2 separate regions of the Homo sapiens genome follow, and region 2 is linked to region 1. A link is a loop called in an ENCODE intact Hi-C map of the cell type or tissue named here. Cell type or tissue: Caco-2. All regions are shown on one strand. Each heading gives the region's core, and the rest is flanking DNA. Links, peaks and the distances in the headings are about the cores only. Region 1 has its middle 180 kb from the start of SYT10. Region 2 has its middle 130 kb from the start of SYT10.

Region 1 (2,922 bases), core at 321-2,820:
CCAGCCTGGGTGACAGCAAGACATCGTCTCAAAAAAAAAAAAGAAAGAAAGAAAAACAGTACAGATTTCCAAAATTTATGACAAACCACCCTCCCTCAAATAAAAAGTAGAATCAGCAAAAATTTCAACCTCTGGAAGAACCTCTACATGGGTAGATTTTCTACTAGATATCATTAATTATCAACATATAAAGCCTTTTCATGGATTGAGGAATTTGCAATGTATTTTTCACTAAAATGCTGATTCTCACTGCAATGTACTGACCACATAAGGTATACTAAAACTCTCCAAAAATAATAAAATGACTTTAGAAATGCTACTATTTTTAACCTGAAATTTTCAGATTAATGAGATGAATCAGTAAAGTAAGATCCCTAAGCATAATGTAAGTACCATGTAGGGGTGAGAGAACTTTTTATCTCTCCTGCAGAGCTTTAATATTTGAGTCTGAGAAATAAACTTGACAGTGGACAGATTAGCAAGAGAAAAGGCATACAAATTTATTATGTGCGTATAAATGAGGGTCTCACAAAGTATAAGAGGCAAAGAAGGGCCGGATGGTTGAAGCTTAAATAGCATTTTGAGCAACAGAAAGAATCAAAGCCTTGAAGACTCCTGGAGGGTGGTGGCAACAGGTTAGGGGAGGGTGCAGGGAAGAACTAGACTGTGAACAAAAAGTGTCTTATTATGCAGATAAGGTCTCTCAGGTAATGGTCCACAGAAAAAGGGGTGAAAAAGTCTATCTGGACATGGTGTCCTGGGCGTGGAGAACTCTAGTCTCCTCTTCAAAAGGAGTTAGTCAGCTAGGCTTAATGTAGATTTAATGGAGGGGGCTCACACCAATCACATTCCTTCTGGAAGAACTTTTCTCAGTAAGATAAGAGAATATCATAGAAAGTCCCTTCCTGTGCTTTGGGAGAAGCAGAGGGTGAGAGACAGGGAGGCAGGAGAATTTCAGAGAGACCTTGGTTCTGAAACTATTTCTTTAGTTCAACATACTCAGCATGTCAGTGCACCATCCTCAGCGGTATCATGTAGAATACCGTACATGTGACTCTGCTGCTTCCATAGATTTACTAAATATTAAGGAAAATGAAAATTTTATGCAAATAGAGAAGAGCCACATAGTTTTAGCTATATATGAAGAGTATTCCTGTTTATTCCAAATTTAAATTTTACACAGTGTCAATAAGTTATGTTCAATCTCATTTCCTTGATATGCTTCCTAGTACAACTTTTCTAACTTATGTATTGGAGATGGCCGAACTGAAGCTGAGAATATCTTTATTCACTAAACAATATGTAGTGAATAAAATTTGTCCACCACTTCAAATGATGTAATAAAACTAGATTGGAAATTAGCATTACTAGCATCTATTGAGTGTCTATGTACCAGGTACAGCCTTAGGTATGTGAGGAGAGCAAAAGTCACCCGGTGACCATTAAACAGGCCACTAGAGACAAAAATTCCTTATCTGAAGAATTTAGAAGGGAGCAAAGACCACCTGGTGACCATCAAACAGGCCATCCAGAAGCAAAACTCCTTATCTGGGAATTTAGAAGGAATTAAACTTCTCTAGTATCTAAAGTCAGCATCTGGTTCCAGGCCACTTTTCAATGTAAATATTATAAGTAACTAGAATTCTTGCACATCTCCAAAATGGCATGCCAAAATTCAGTGTGCAACCCTTGCTGGCATTAAGGCACCAAAATGTCTACAAATGCAATCATTTCTCATGACCTATGTGGCCAATATGGTCAAAATAACCCCTCGGCTCCCGCCTTAAGGTCCATAAATGCTCCTAAGGAATATCTACCATGGCGCACTCACTCCTGTCTCTCTGAGGCACTCCACTGCACCCTTTTACAGTGTTCTTTCTTTCTAAGAAACTTTCCTTTTTCAGACCTATACTTTTGTCAGTAAATTCTTTCTACCAACCTGCAAATGGACCACTTCCTGATGCTGGGGCTCTGACACCTTGCCTGGTAGTAAGTATATTGATATTATCACATTCTCACAACACTGTGTCAAAAGCATTAAACCTATTTCACAAATCAGGAAACTGAGACCCAGAGGAGTTATATAAACATCCAAGATTAACTCAGCTGATACGTAGCAAACTATGGCAGATCTGTAGAGGATCTCATATTTAAATTACAAGTTCAGTGCCCTTTCCACTAAGTACTAGGCCATTCTGTTACAGGTAGTTAGACAGGCATCAGCAAGGCAGCAGAGGGCTCTCCCGCCACCCACTAGGAATATCAGGTGATGGTTCGATAATTATCACACTACCTCTCTAAAGCCAGGGAAAGACAATCTCCTGATGTTTCACAGCTATTAATATTAAAGTGCTAATTGAATGCAGATGCCAGGAAGCAGAAACTTCCTGGGCATGAGCATTAAGAAACAAGATGGTGAAGTATGACCTCTCAGGGACACTCCACCAGAAAAAAGGTAAAAAGCCTCAGATGGGCATATGTACAACTTCCTAAATGCACTGCACACGCTCAATTCCCAAGGGTAAGGTGGGCACTGAGCATGCAGGAAGCCCACCTAAGAGAGGAATCATGGGAAAGAGGTGATCCCCAAACCACCGTGGCACGTGTATACCTATGTAATAAAACGGCACATTCTGTACATGTACCCCAGAACTTAAAGTATAATTTTTAAAAGAAGATAATGTTTTTATAAGATCTTGGCTATTCTGAGAAAATCTATCTCACAATAAAATCAATTTGTTTTGTGTGGAAAAAAAAAAAAAAAGAAAGCCCTAGGATCAAGGTTAAATGCTCTTTTTAACCTTTACATGGTCTCCTCCAAGCGCACCTTTCTTTCTTTCCTATTCTAAAGCCTTTTGAAGTAAATTTCCACCCTTGCTCTGAAGCCTGCCTTGGTCCCTTCTTCTGCTTTATGCCCCTTGG
Region 2 (2,922 bases), core at 221-2,720, 52 kb before region 1:
GGTCCCAGAGAAAATGGGTTGCCACTTCTGCAGTGAAATCCAGAAGGTTTTATAGATGAGCTTTAGGAGGCAGTGTCTGATTTACATAGGCCATGAAAGATTGGTCGGACCAGGCGTGCCATTTGTATAGCACACAAAGAAGCTGGCCGCCCCATCCTAATCTTTTATTATGCAGATAGGTTCTCTACCTGGTCAATGCCATGTTGCCTGTTCCTTTAACATACACACGATGACAAAGAAAAGGGAAGATGGAGCCTCCATGTTGAAAATGCCTGGCTCTCAGGTAGCCCTCTTCTATTTGCACAGCTGCTGACATTTGCCCATGCAGGCTTCCAGTTTGCTTATCTATGTCTGAAGCTCAATTTTTCAGGCTGCTCTTCATTAGAAAATAAATGATTTTGGGGCTGCTTTCTGAAAAAAAAAAAAGAAAGAAAAGCCTTGCCGAGAACTCCTTTACCATCACTGTCTGCCTAAATAATTTCTTTCTAGCTCTTGTATCAATGGGATGGTGAGGGGTTCATCTGCACAGGATCAAAAGTTGTCTTATTATGCAGATAAAGTCTTCCAAATAATCTCTTGTAGCTGCCCTCAGAAAAATAAATAAAAAATCTATCTGGGTGTAGTGATGACTCCCAACCTCTACTTGCATTTCTTTTGGAAAGACTCTCTTGGTCAGATAAGGGAATTACAGAGTGTCCCTCCTTGCACTTCAAGAGTTTGGGGGAAGTAGGCTAACAAGACAAGGTTAAAGGTACCTTGATCCTGAAGCAGCTTCTAAGACCTCTTAGTATGTTAACGCACCAGTCTCTAGAGTATCACTTTATGAGCCCCAGTACGTATTTTGATGCTACTGTTTACTTCCTTTTTATATCTCTCAACTAGACTATTAACCAGTCTAGTCAAACATACTTAGTGTTCTATTCTTTACAGCATATTGTAACTACTATGTTTCAGAGATTTTCTTACCTATGTGAACCCAAAATATCTGAGACAGGTCTCAGGCAATTTAGAAAGTTTATTTTGCCAAGGTTAAAAACACTCCTGTTACACAGCCTCAGGAGGTCCTGAGGACATGTACCCAAGGTGATCAGGGCACAGCTTGGTTTTATACATTGTAGGGAGACATGAGACATCAATCAATATCGGTAAAATCTACATTGGTTTGATCCAGAAAGACAGGACAACTTGAAGCAGGGAGAAGGCTTCCAGGTCATAGGCAGATAAGAGACAAACAGTTGCATTCTTTTGAGTTTCTGATTAGCCTTTCGCTGAATACACAGTTTACAGAAATAGTCACTTATGCCTTGGTCTGGCTTAGTGAAACAATAAGGCAAAGGAAATAGTCAGATATGCATTTGTCTCACATAAGCAGAGGGATGACTTTGAGTTCTGTCTGTGACTTTTGAGTTCTGTCTGTCCTTTGTCCACAAGGAATTTCCTTGTGGGCAAATGGTGAAGGAGGTAGGTAGCTTTGTTTGTTTATTGTTTGTTTGTTTTGTAGCTATCTTATTTAGGAATGAAATGGGAGGCAAGTTTGCCTGCCACAGTTCCCAGTTTGACTTTTCCCTTTGGCTTAGTGATTTTGGGGTCGTAAGATTTATTTTCCTTTCACAGTTATGTGCATCTCTGTTATCTTATTCCAAGATACAGCTAAAATTCCCAACCCAGAAAGACTCTAAACTCTGAATTTACCCCTTTCCCTTTCTCTTTACAAGTTCAATATGTGAACAGTTACAAATCTGACCCATTCCATTCCTGAGCTCATTTCCGTGATTATACATCTGCAACCCAGGACTCAGATATTTTGAATATCTGTGTTCCACAAACCCAGCATTTTTGAAGCATTAATTTAACAAATATGTACCAATTATCACTGATTTTTCAAGCCCTGTATTGTGTGCTGAGCATAATAGAGTGTTAGCCACTGTTTAAAACACCTCATAGATGTTAGATCACATCAGTGCTCTCTAGCTAAAGACCAGTAAGAAGCCCCTGGCCACAATGGAGATGTGGAGCCCATCCTTGCCATGAAGAAAGAGCAAACCACAAAGGAGGCAGAATGCTTCTGCTCTCATCAGTCTTTTTTTAAAGCCTTGCCTTTCTCTGACAATTAGACAAGAATTTCAGCCACATATTTAGGTAGAGATTACCAACTCCCTTTTTTTCTTTTTCCCTTCTTTGAATGACCTTGAAACAGAAACCGATGCAGCTGTCTCTTATGATAAACTCTATCCTTATTTATCACAGAAACTCTTTTACACAGAAAACTCTGTTGTTTCTTTATATATCCAAAATGTCTAACTGAACATTTCACTAGATAAATAATGGAGCCACATCTATTGCATATCTGGGCAGCCTTCCTTCTTTGTTACTAAAGCAAAAATATAACAGAACTTAGTAAGATATTTGATTATCTAAATGCTAATAGATTAGAAATGATTTAAAAGAAAAATTCTTCAGATTATGGCTGGACACAGGTGGCTCATACTGTAATCCCAGCACTTTGGGAGGCCAAGGCGGGCAGATCACCTGAGGTCAGGAGTTCAAGACCAGCCTGGCTAACATGGTGAAACCCCATTTCTACTAAAAGTACAAAAACTAGTTGGGTGTGGTGGCGGGCACCTGTAATCATAGCTACTTGGGAGGCTGAGGTGGGATAATCGCTTGAACTCGGGAGGCAGAGGTTGCGATGAGCCAAGATTGCACCATTACACTCCAGCCTGGGTGACAAGAGTGAAACTCCATCTCAATACATACATACATACATACATACATACATACATACATACATACATACATAGAAAAGAAAAATTCTGAGATATGTATTTAACAGTGTTATGGAATCCATAATCCATATTATTCTTCAGTTTTGGGGGAAAGTGAGAGAAGTAGTTGCCTATAGAGAAAGAATTCTGGGCTCAC

The links. Hi-C counts contacts between places; a loop is a spot of excess contacts. Peaks named below come from ENCODE experiments on the same cell type or tissue, not always from the same donor. Only the 100,000 strongest peaks of a DNase experiment are listed, where the experiment ranks them.
Region 2: it touches region 1 in a loop (2.0-fold over the local background); 1 of 110 quality-filtered maps calls a loop at or near these places.

Annotation. Positions count from the first base shown.
Region 1 is chr12:33,253,742-33,256,663 of GRCh38, reverse strand. No RefSeq gene overlaps it. Among named protein-coding and RNA genes, the nearest start is that of SYT10, 180 kb to the left of the region's middle. In Caco-2, for the core only: no CTCF peak of the experiment used is centred there; DNase peaks (open chromatin) are centred at 1,673 and 1,723.
Region 2 is chr12:33,305,855-33,308,776 of GRCh38, reverse strand. No RefSeq gene overlaps it. Among named protein-coding and RNA genes, the nearest start is that of SYT10, 130 kb to the left of the region's middle. In Caco-2, for the core only: no CTCF peak of the experiment used is centred there; no DNase peak of the experiment used is centred there.